Linked DNA regions of Homo sapiens: all the other regions are linked to region 2. Evidence: read pairs that join two places in POLR2A ChIA-PET (ENCODE). Cell type or tissue: PC-9. All regions are shown on one strand.

Evidence for each region. Peaks named below come from ENCODE experiments on the same cell type or tissue, not always from the same donor. Only the 100,000 strongest peaks of a DNase experiment are listed, where the experiment ranks them.
Region 1: POLR2A ChIA-PET joins it to region 2 with 5 read pairs; 3 of 35 experiments call an interaction of 5 or more read pairs at or near these places.
Region 3: POLR2A ChIA-PET joins it to region 2 with 8 read pairs; 1 of 35 experiments calls an interaction of 5 or more read pairs at or near these places.

What each region holds. Positions count from the first base shown.
Region 1 is chr11:103,429,198-103,433,197 of GRCh38, reverse strand. All of the region lies in intron 84 of DYNC2H1 (dynein cytoplasmic 2 heavy chain 1), which reads right to left. Among named protein-coding and RNA genes, the nearest start is that of DYNC2H1, 320 kb to the right of the region's middle. In PC-9, no CTCF peak of the experiment used is centred here; no DNase peak of the experiment used is centred here.
Region 2 is chr11:103,107,623-103,111,622 of GRCh38, reverse strand. DYNC2H1 (dynein cytoplasmic 2 heavy chain 1) reads right to left here and starts at 2,197. Exons shown (of 89, transcript NM_001377.3): 1 at 1,854-2,197. The coding sequence starts at 2,048. RefSeq lists enhancers at 2,365-2,414, 2,485-2,604. In PC-9, CTCF peaks have their summits at 1,054 (motif pointing right), 2,210 and 2,409; a DNase peak (open chromatin) is centred at 2,242; H3K4me3 peaks cover 1,833 bases; H3K27ac peaks cover 373 bases.
Region 3 is chr11:102,550,967-102,554,966 of GRCh38, reverse strand. No RefSeq gene overlaps it. Among named protein-coding and RNA genes, the nearest start is that of MMP7, 22 kb to the right of the region's middle. RefSeq lists an enhancer at 3,582-3,631. In PC-9, no CTCF peak of the experiment used is centred here; DNase peaks (open chromatin) are centred at 876 and 2,316; H3K4me3 peaks cover 1,772 bases; H3K27ac peaks cover 4,000 bases.

The DNA of each region.
Region 1 (4,000 bases), 320 kb before region 2:
CATAGTGTTAAATATGTAGAGAATTAAAACATAATAGGTGACATAATAGAAATGATAATGATAGTGATACATGAGATGAATAAAATAAATATAGTATTTAAAGAAATTTAAAAACCAATAAAGGAGATACAAAGCTGAAGTTCCTTGTGGTGCTTTATGAATAAATTATATATCATGTTATTGGAGTTTAGAGGGAAAAAACAATTCAATCAAGGAAGTCTTTAAAAAAGAGGTAGCTATTAAGCTATGCCTTGAAAGTTGTCTTAGATTTGCACAAAGGTAAAAAGAGTCGCAGGAAATTTTTTTAAGCTAATATTTATTGGGTGCTTACTATGTGTTAGTAACTATGGTGAGTGCTTGATACACACCACCTCATATAGTCCTCAAAATAATCCTCAGAAGTGTACTATTAGGTAAGTGCAAAAGTAACTGCAGTTTTTACATTGTTAGAATTTGCTGTTTGATATTGAAATACATTCTTAAATAAATGTAGTTATGTTATACATCATTTTAATGAGCATTTCTCAATTTTTTTTTTGCTGATGACTTATTGCTTGCTGTTTATGGTTATTTTAGACCATGGAAATGATGTTAGGCAAAAAGCAAATTCGAGTGATTTTCTTATTTGAGTTCACAATGGGTCGTAAATCAGTGGAGACAACTGGCAACATCAACAACACATTTGGCCTAGGAACTACTAACGAACATACAGTGCAGTGGTGGTTCAAGAAGTTTTGCAAAGGAGATCCTTGAAGATGAGGACATAGTGGCCAGTTATCGGAAGTTGACAACAACCAGCTGAGAGCAATCATCCAAGCTGATCCTCTTACAACTACAGGAGAAGCTGCAGAAGAACTCAACATCGGCCATTCTATAGTCATTCAGCATTTGAATCAAATTGGAGAGGTGATAAAAGCTTGATAAGAGGATGCCTCATGAGCTAACCAAAAATCGTTGTTTTGAAGTGTTGTCTTCTCTTATTCTACGTAACAACGATGAACTATTTGTCAGTCGGATTGTGATATACAATCAAAAGTGGATTTTATATGACAACCAGCGATGATGAGCTCAGTGGCTGGATCAAGAAGAAGCTTCAAAACACCTCCCAAAGCCAACTTCCACCAAAAAAAGGTCATGGTTGCTGTTTGGTGCTCGGCGGCTGGTCTGATCCACTACAGCGTTCTGAACCCTGGCTTAACTATTACATCTGAGAAGTATGCTCAGCAAATAGCTGAGATGCATCAAAAACTGCAATACCTGCAGCCAGCATTCGTCAACAGAAAGGGCCCAATTCTTCTCTACGACAGTGCCCCACCACAAGTTGAACAACCAATACTTCAAAAGTTGAATGAATTGGGCTACGAAGTTTTGCCTCATTCACCATATTCACCTGACCTCTCCCCAGCTGACTACCATTTCTTTAAGCATCTCAACAACATTTTGCAGGGAAAACACTTCCACAATCAACAGGATGCAGAAAATGCTTTTCAAGAGTTTGTCGAATCCCAAAGGACAGATTATGTTACAGGAATAAACCAACGTATTTCTTATTGGCAAAATGTGTTGATTGTAATGGTTCCTATTTTGATTAATAAAGATGTCTTTGAGCCTAGTTATTAATATAATAACTTAAAATTCATGGTCCAAAACTGCAATTACTTTTGCACCAACTTAATATTATAATTTCCATTTTACAGAAGAGAAAATGTAGACACAAAGAGAATAGCATGTTCAAAAATCACAGAGCTGGCAAATGGCAGATCCAGGATGTAAACCCCCAGGTAACTTGGCTCTAGAGTCCATATCAGCACCAATACTGTCTTTAATAGATCTAATATTTCTATAATGATTTATACATATTAAACCATTTGAGATTCAATGTAAGATAATTAGGTATTGGGAATTAAATTTATAATCATGGAGACATTAAGGCTTACAGTAAGTTTAATCTTAAAGTTTTTTAGTTTTTTTTTTTTTTTTTTAAACTAAATGATAGAGAAGTTGAATCCAGGTCTAACCCTAAATGTAACCTCTTTTCACCATCCCATGCATTTCATGAAAGATGTCACAAAAGCAGAACCGGCTGTAACCAGGGTGTTCATTTGTTAACTCACTCTCTCTCAAATCTCAATTAAGTGATTATGCAGCAAGTATGAGTAAATAGCTGCTATTTGCCAATCATTTGTTAACTGCTGAAGATAGGAAGTCATAACACAATTCTTGTCTACAAAAGCTTATGATAGAAAGGGAAATCAACAATAAAAGAGATGGCTATGGACAATAAATTGAGCTCCCTAATAGCGATAAGCACTGTGATTGTGAACACGAAGGTAGAGTATATCAAATTCAAACTGCGTAGAATGGCAAGAGTTAGGAAAGGCTTTCTGGTGGAGATCATGCTTGAAATGAGTCTCAGAAGGTAAATGAATAGTCTTTTCCTGAGTATCTATAATAGTCAGGTAAAGACAGCAGGGAAAGGAAGAAGCATTAATAAGACATGACAGAAATGGGCTGATGACTTAAGGATGACATCATAAAATTTGTGGTGGTTTATACTAAGGAATTTAAATTTTATCTGGAAAACAATGGTAAAACTAAATCAACCTTTAAGCGAGGAAGTGACACAACAATTTGGATTTTTTTTAAGGATTACCCTAGTAGAAATGGGAAGAACAACATTAGGAAGACGAAACTGCAATCAGGGAGGTGAGTTAAAAATGTACGGTAATATTCTAAACGTGAGTCAATGAAGAACCATGTGAAAATGAGAAAAAGAAGGATAACGATAGCAAACACTTGTATAGCACTTATATGTACAGGCACTGTTATACGCATTTTATCTACATTAAGACTTTTATATCTTACGACAACCCTCGGAAGTGGGTATAATTATTACCATTTCAAATATCTGGAAACTGATGTAGAGAAAGGTTAAGTGACTTGCACAAAAAAACACTCTAGTACAATTGTGGATGTTTTAATTTCCACTCTAGAATCTTAATATGTTTATTGTATGAACCTTAAAAAATGGCCACTTGTAGGAATTTTCCTCCCTTCTCTATTTAATGATGGAATTACTTGTACTACTAACAAATATCACTATCCCACTGGTAAAAATAATAGCTTGTTTCTCAAATAGGAGTGCAATACCAGTAATCCATTATCTGCAGACTATTGAAGTTAAACCAACATTGGATTTTAGGTTCTGAAAATGTCAGAAGAACTTTCATTTGATTCTAGCTTATCACAGTGCCTGAAACAGGGAGACAGCACTGTAACTGCAATTTATTTCAAACACTAGCAGTTGCACAAGGTTTTTATGATGTGTGAAAAAAGACTCAGTTTACAATTTTAAGAAAAGGAGAAGAAATGCAGAGAGGTCACTGTAATTTCAACTTCATATGCAATGATTAACAATAGATACAATTTAAGATTATCACTAACTCCTACACTTGCCATAATTTACAACTCTACGCAATTAATTGAAATAACTAAAACCTATTTCACAAACATACATAATTAGAAATTTATATTTCAGAAGGATAAAGACAAGTTTCAGAGCGAAACAATTTAACAATAAGAGAGCCCTTACTATCTATGCTTAAGAGGAAGTACAACACAGACAATGAGTAATTTGTGATAAAAGTTAGAGCAGATTGTAGTTTAATCTTAACAAGACCTTTGTTCAGCTCCATGGGTACATCACAGTATTTCTGTAGCATTCAATTTTTTTTTTTATCAGTACAGAAAAAGGATTATAAAATGGTACATGAGCAAACTAAGGACTTTCAGATCTAAAAGATTTAATTGAATGATTCTTTTAAAACATAAATCATTTTTTGAATCTATTTTATGTTTTCCCTTCTCAAAGAGGATCTTCTATTACTTGCTTTCTATGAAAAACTAACCTCAGGTTTTTTGTTTTTGTTTTTTTTTTGAGACAGGGTCTCACTCTGTCACCCAGGCTGGAGTACAGTGGCATGATCATGGCTCACTGCAG
Region 2 (4,000 bases):
TTCCTACTGCATTCTATCCGAACTTTCAGTGGCATTTACAACAGTGTGTCCTGATTTTATCATTTGCTGAGTATATGTCATCCTAAGCCACTGGAGTGAGTCTAGGAAAGGCAGAAAGCAGGGGGCTCTATCCTGAACTACGCTACCTATTGGAGAAAAAGAAAAGTTAACATTTAGGTTGTAAATTTTGTCCCTTACTTTCCTCAGCCATAAAATAAGAAAAAGAATAGTTCCTATCTTACAATGTCGTTATGGCTATTAAATGAACGAATACATATAAAGTACTTAGAACAGTGCTTGACAGAGTCTAAAGTGAAAATAAATGTTAGCTATGATTATCCATCCTTTTTATATCTTTGTAAACCCATCATGCCTGGCAAAGTGCCTTGCATGTACTGAGTTCAAAGTAAATGTTTATTAAATACAATCGAATTAAACCTAAGAATAAAGATAGTGAATAGGGTGAATGATTCAATCATCCTATAAAAATGCACTGAAGCCAGGCACGGTGGCACACACCTGTAATCCCAGCACTTTGGGAGGCCAAGGCGGGTGGATCACCTGAGGTCAGGAGTTCGAGACCAGCCTGACCAACATGGTGAAACCCCATTTCTACTAATTGCAAAAAATTAGCTGGGTGTGGTGGCACATGCCCTGTAATCCCAGCTACTTGGGAGGCTGTGGCAGGAGAATCGCTTGAACCCGGGAGGCAGAGGTTGCAGTGAGCCAAGATTGTGCCATTGCACTCCAGCCTGGGTAATACGAGCGAAACTGCGAACTGCGTCTAAAAAAAAAAAAAAAGGCACTGAATGTTTTTGCTGAGTGTCAAAAACTCTGCTAGACCTAGGGATAAGGGTGAACACCAAAGGAAGAGGTTTAAAATATGTCTTTGTTTTATTAACTTAAATCTATTTACTGAGTCCCCTTTAATGTGTCAGGCAATTTTCTTCTGTGTTTTTCTTTTAGGCTTATATATATAAGCCCTGATTGCAAATGCAACCCATTTTTTAAGCAATCCTGCCAGTGGAGGGAGCAGTGCAATTAATAAATCAGTATATCACATGATGTACACCAAAAAAGAATTCAAACTTTATTTTGAAATATATCATTTCACAAAAATTTAAATTCCTAACTAATCTTTCCCTTGGGCAATGTTAAAATCAGAGCCTGATCCAAAAAAGATAGACTAGAATTTGCCTTCCCCCCAAAAAAAAAACTCAAAAAGGGGAGAGAAAAAAATAAAAATAACTAAGTAAATGTTTTCTTTTTAGTTATAACGTATCTGCAGTCTTTCTTAAAAAGTAGAATATAGGCCGGGCGCGGTGGCTCATGCTTGCAATCCCAGCACTTTGGGAGGCCGGATCACTTGAGGTCAGGAGATGGAGACCCACATGGCCAACGTGGTGAAACCCCCGTCTCTACTGAAAATACAAAAATTAGCCAGGCGTGGCGGCGCGCGCCTGCTACTCGGGAGGCTGAGGCACGAGAATCGCTTGAACTCAGGAGGTGGAGGACGCAGTGAGCAGAGATCGCGCCACTACACTCCATCCAGCCTAAGCGACAGAACGAAACTCCGTATAAAAATTTAAAATAAAACACAATCTAATTGCTTCTATTCAGATGTATGGAAGGGAAACATGCTTCGGTCAGGTAGGATGCAAAGCTTGGAAACTACCTGCTTAAGCACGAGGCCAACGCATCTAAGCCAATAATGCAGGAGAAGTGGAGACAGCCTTGGGTTCCTGAAAAGGATCTGGTTGGTAAAGCTAAAGAGTGTGACCCGACGTCCCTCTGGCTGGGCCTGGGGACTTGAAGAGTGGTCAGGGGTCAGGCAGGAGTGCAAGGAACCGTACCGTGTTGGAAAAGGAGATTCCTGCGTCGGATCGCTGCACCCTGAGGAGCATCTGGTTGCCGTCATCCAAGAAGTTGTTGATTTCAAGACAGTTGCACAACAGTGGCTGATCCCAGAGTTCAGACATCAACCCGAAGTAATTCTGGGTAGTAGTGAAGATGAAGAGCTTCCGAACGTCCGCAGTCCCGTTCGCCATGATTGGAAGGGGTGGAGGGAAGTTGGGGGAAGGGGGAAGGAAGAAGAAACCAGTCCGGAGGGAAGTGAAGGGAAGAGAGGAGCTTTGCTCAAACCCGTAGCCCGACCGCGGGACCGCAGAGCTTCGCGGTTGCCAGGGGTAGTCGCTATGGCGACGGAGCACTACGGCGGCGTCGCTGGCGGCGCGCGGTGGGCGTTGCCCTCTCGGGGCACGCGCACGCAAAGCTCGCGGAGGCTATCGACCGCCTCGGAGCTCTTCAGCGGCTCCCTGCGGTCATCGATTGTAAGGGGTTCGGACAAGTTTATGTTGGCTCTCAAACATGTCTTTTATTCTTCTTACTGATTTCTTATCACGCATAATCAGAAGAGAGACATCTAGCCTTCAAGTACAGCAGCGTGATCTAGATTTAGGAGAGCTGGGTTCCAGTGCTCGCTCTCCACGTGCACCTGGTAGCAAACCAGTCTGTCAGCGTCAAGGTACACATCTGTTAAGAAGGGGAAATACTATCTCACAACCAGGGGTGTAGTGCGGATTGTAAAAGATTACTATTTAAAAATCGCTTTTTAGAGAAGCTTATAAAGACTAGGAATTCAATACAATGTTAATTTACTTTCTCAGTCGCCCTCTGCTCCTTTCTGTGCTGCTGCATTTCCCAACATCGTTTTTTCTATTATTAATTTTAGAATAATTTAACCAGCAATTTTTTATTGCAATCATTACCCGAGCACAACCATATTTGTAAAATAGCTAAAATGTAAAATGATACTTTTTAGTTTATTTTATAACAACCGCAACCAAATTCTGTGAAAATACAGATATGAAAACGGTCTTTGTCATTTTCTACTTCATGGCATTACTATAAACTACTAAATTGCTGGTCATTCATCCGAACATTCGTCAAACACTTTCTCAATTCAGTAATTCTCTTCTAAAAATATTTACTACATGCTATTAGGTTGGTGCAAACGTAATTGCGGTTTTTTGGCAAGAACTGTAATTACTTTTGCACCAATCTAACACAATTTGCCAAGTACCGAACTAGGCCCTGGGGACACAGTTCCTGCCCTCAGGAAGTTTTTGCTGTAGTCATTCATCACCTCAGCACTGGTTTGACCCAAGATCCTAGGGTACACAAACATATGCAGATTTTTTTTGTTTGCACTTAATAATCATAACCTCCCCTTAAAACTATACTATTTGAGAATTGGAAGGAGAGAGTCCTTTTATTTGCTGAGCAACTTAAGATTTTGGAGTGGGAACTTAAAAAAGCTGAACTGCTCTAAATTATAAAAGGAAATGAATGTAAATTCTCATGAAATATCCAAACAGTGAGAGATGGGAGTCTGGCCACTGGATGGGAAAACATCCAAACAGTGAGGTGGGATGCTGACCACTGGGTGAGGGAAAAAATCCTAACAGGAACCCAAGATGACTGTGTAGCTAATAAAAAGATTTTGAAAGCCAAAGTGACCACTATGGTTACAGAGTTTCCTGCTCTGCAATGAGCATTATCACTCTTACCAAGGTCTTCAGGAAAGTCTCCATTACCCACAAGTGCTCGGTTTGGTGAGTTGTTTTGGTGGAAATGTATGAAATGGCTGAATTGAGCTTCCATAACAATATGGTAAATAAAAAGGCAACACATGTAGGAAGATGAGTCTAGAAAGCAGATGAGATCATGAGTATGTGATCCTCCCAAGAATTTTTAGAACTCTTCAGGAAACTTAGGGCTTCCACAAACTATGAAATTGTGTTTGAATCAAGTTTAACACCGATCTCAAACATGGAAGCTCCCGTTGACATGTAAACCCCATGAAATAGAAGTTTTGTGTTTCCTTTTCACTACTATATACGAAAAATGAGGCACAGAGTGGGAAGAAAAGACAGATACGGACTTTATGTATTGTATCAAGCATACAATAAAGAAGAAAGAACCTCACAGATTAAATAAC
Region 3 (4,000 bases), 560 kb after region 2:
TATTTTGGGGTATTGCTTTCTGTACCCCAAAAGGCCTCACAACTAAATTTTCAGTATATCTAATATTTTTTACTTAGATTTTCTGTTCTTTAAAGGTACACTGTGGTCTAGATCAATGTGAGTTACTAAATCCATATTGTTGGTAAAGTCTACTATTGCTATTTTATAATAGGATAGAAAAAGATTATAAAGTATCACCAAAGTTCTGAAATGGAAGTCTTAATGGAAAGGACTGCTTCTTTACCCAGGAAGAGGGTAAGTTTTGAAGAGTGTCTCTGTCTCTCAGAAATAAGATCCAAGGGGAAAAAGAAGTTCGGTAAGGTTTCCAGTAACTTCCAGCTATAACACAAAATGGAGGGAGTCAGGATGTTAGATAAGCCAACTGCTTTGTAAGATTTTACTTTGTTAGATTGGGAACATTAGTAGTTTTCCCAAGCTCGTTATCTATGCTATACTTATTTCTAAATAAGAATAAAACCCTTGAAATGAAACAAGCATGTATAATATACATTCTTTTTTGTTTGATTCCTTTTGCTCATCATTATGTCTGAAAGTCTTATTCATACTGCTGCATGTAGGTATAATTTGTTCATTCTCACTGTTGTTTAGAATTTAATTGTATGAATATATTACAATGATTTGTAATATGTTTGTCCATTCTGTTGCTAATGGACATTGGGTTGTTTCCCTGCTTTAACTGTTGCAAACGGTGCAACTATGAATATTCTTGTGAGTATCTATTAGTGAAACTCCATGTGGTAGAGAGCTTCTAAAACAGTTCTTAATGGTTCCTGCCTCTGGCTATTCTTGTCCTGTGTAATCCCCACCCTTGTGTGTGAAGTGGATGTAGTGATTCATAACAAACAGAATATGGCAAACATGATGGAGCGTTGCTCTCTAAGATTAGGTTATTAAAGGCCATGACCTTGGACTTGCTGGGGATCTCTCTCTCTCTTGCTCATTCTCACTCTCACTCTTCTTGCTTGCTTTCTCTGATGAAGCCGCTGCCTTGTTTTGAGCTGCCCTATGGAGAGTCTCAGTGGCGAGGAATTGAGGACAGACTTCTGTACGGACCTGAGGTCATCATTCCAACAACACATGAAGAGCTGAATCCTGACAACAACTTCATTGGTAAGCTTGGAAGTGGATTTTCCCCCAAACAGGCCTTGAGGTGACCACAGCCCTGGCTGACTGCAGCCTTGTGAAATACCCTGAGACAGAAGACCCAGCTCAGCCACACCTGAACTCCTGACCCACAGAACCTGCTATAATAAATGTTGTTTTGGCTATTACGTTTTGGAGTGATTTATTATTAGATAACTAATACGTATGCATTTGGGAAAGTAAAGGCCTAAGAGTATATGGAAGTGGAATTGTTTGGCCATAATCTATGCATACGTTCAGCTTTAATATATACCACTAAATTGTTTTCAAAAGCAGTCATTGTCATGTACACTCCCAACAGCAGTGTGTGAGAGTTTTTATTGAGTTCTACTGAATGATCTTTGTTATTAAGCTTTTAGTATATGCCAGCCACTAAGTGCCTTACATGTGCTGTTTCATTTAATCTTCACAACAGTTCAGTGAGGTGGGTATTACTGTTTTCTCCATTTTCAGATTAAGTGAACCTGCCCCTGTCATTTACTAAAAAGAGGCAAGCCAGGATTTTAACCCATGTCCAATGCTCTTAGCCATTAAGCCTCTCCTGAGACAGATTTCAATGCAATTATAGCCACAGAGAAAACACATGTGAAAAATAACCATCATAGCGCACTAAAGGAAGAGCAGCATTTCATCTTGTGCATAAGTTAACCATCAGCACTGCACAGGGCTGATGAGGAGAAGAGGCTTCCAGACGGAGTTAGCAAAGGAAGAAAGATAGGCAATTTGGAAGGAGGGAAAGGATGGCCCAGGAAGGCTGGGAGGTAAAGAATATGCAAGCAAGGTCAAGAGCTCTATGCATTTGGCTCACTCTGCCCTCTGCATTTCCAGCCTCATGCAGCGATGTCATCCTTAGCAGTGAGTTGTCTACTTTTTCCGTAGCTCTCCCCAGAATAACACAGACCCCAGGGTCTTAAATGAAGGAGTGATTTTTCCAGATATTTCACCTTTCCCAAGGGAGAACACTACTCAGTTGTCTCTCCTTGGAACTCCTTCTTTTGCTGTTTATTGTTTCTGAGTGTGATTTTTTCCTTTCTTCCTCATTCCGCTGGTGCTTGTCACCACTCTGATGGGAATTCCTCTTAAAATGCCGGCAGTCTCTTTGATAAGCCTCGCCTTGCAGACCTAAGGTAAACTCCTGGAAGGATGCCCTGAACCTCTGGCTGTCTACCCACCTTCCACAACCCACAAATGGAGTGTTTCTGTGTACAGATCATCGGTTTTCCCCTCTTAAAACACTTGGACCTCCCCTGAGGGAAGAAAACCCTGGGAAACTCAATCACCCTCTTTGAGATCCAAGACAGGGCCTGGCCTTACTTTTTGGTGGACACTTATCTGAGCCAGCTTATAGCGTTACATTTTAGCTCAAGCGTCTCCAGATTTCCGCCTTTGAGGCCACACATTTCTCTAATATCCAAATACAATGACAAAATCCCCCATCCTGACTGGTTCTCTCGTTATCCCCTTCCTGCCAAAACAACACCAGCACCCAAATCCTTCTGAGAATACCTCTGTTAGGGGGATGCCTGCATTCTCTGCATTGTGTACACCATCTCCTCTCCAAGCTCCACCCCTGAGCATTGTCATGATTGTCTGTGCTTGTCACCCTTCCTGAGTCTGGAGTTCTTCAATGTGGACACAGCTCCTCCTCAACTCCATCTCACCTCTTCACAGTGTTGATGAGGGCAGCAGTTTCAAGAGGGAGATCACAGCAGAGGAGAGGAAACAATTTACAAATGAGTATCAGACCTCACTCTTGTAACCTTGCCTGGCCGTTCTCATCTCAATATTGTTTGCTCCTGTTTCTCTTCATGGGCCCTAGTCCCTAACAGTTGCTGTGGCCTCTTTTCTCTCCTCTTGTGTCTCTTCTCCCTTTTCCTAATTCTCCACATTCAGTGACCCTATAATACTCCTTGGGACCACTATGAAGAAGAGAAAAGGCCTATTGCTTTATTACATCAATCAATTTTACTTCCTTTGCCTCCATTTCCTATTTCCTGGATCATGACTTTCATAATCCCAAAATGCCATAAATTATATTCTCAAGAGAAAACTGTTCACTCTAGTCTTCCAACTTCAGTGGTAGCCTGGATCTCTGAAATTATTATTTTTTTAACAGCTTCAAATTTCCAGTTCCAGTTTCTTAGCTTCTTGGTAAAAGTACCTAGGCTTTCCCCTCCCAGGAGTTCGTAGGTAGAAGGAGAACTGTTAACACTCTAGTCTCCCCGTCTCCCGGGAGGCAAACACAGGGGCTAAGGCTCTTGTTTTATCCTCTTTCATGGGTAATACTGTGAAGGAAGGGCAGGATTTCCAGCCCAACTGTTGTAGCCATGAGTGAGAAGAATGTCAATTGAGAAGTGAGAAGAAAGCGTCAGTGTACAGGGGATGTAGACTGCTAAGCAATGCATTGTGACCAAGCACCACATGCCTGAGACAAAGCAGCTTCAAAGTCTCCCTGGCTATCTGTGAAAACTCCAGACACAAGCAGGATTTTGCAGCTTGAGAGAGCTGCCTACACGTTCTCTGGACTCCATTGGAGCTGCTATGGTCAACGTGCTATTATAAGGGATTCATGCTTCACTCCCAGAAGGGCCCTTGATGACATCTGTCCCACTTTCTTGCATCATTCATCAGGCAGTGAAAGTTAAATAACATGTCTGTGATCCCACAGCTTCTCAAATAGAGTCTAAAACTCAGACCCAGCGTATGTTCCCAGAATCCAAAAGTAAAAAGGCAAATTGCTAGATGGGTGGAGACTGGGGTAAGGTGGCAGTGGCTACAGCAGGAGCTCACAACGTTAGGCAGTTAGTTATGTGATTCTGTTATTTGTCCTCCTTTA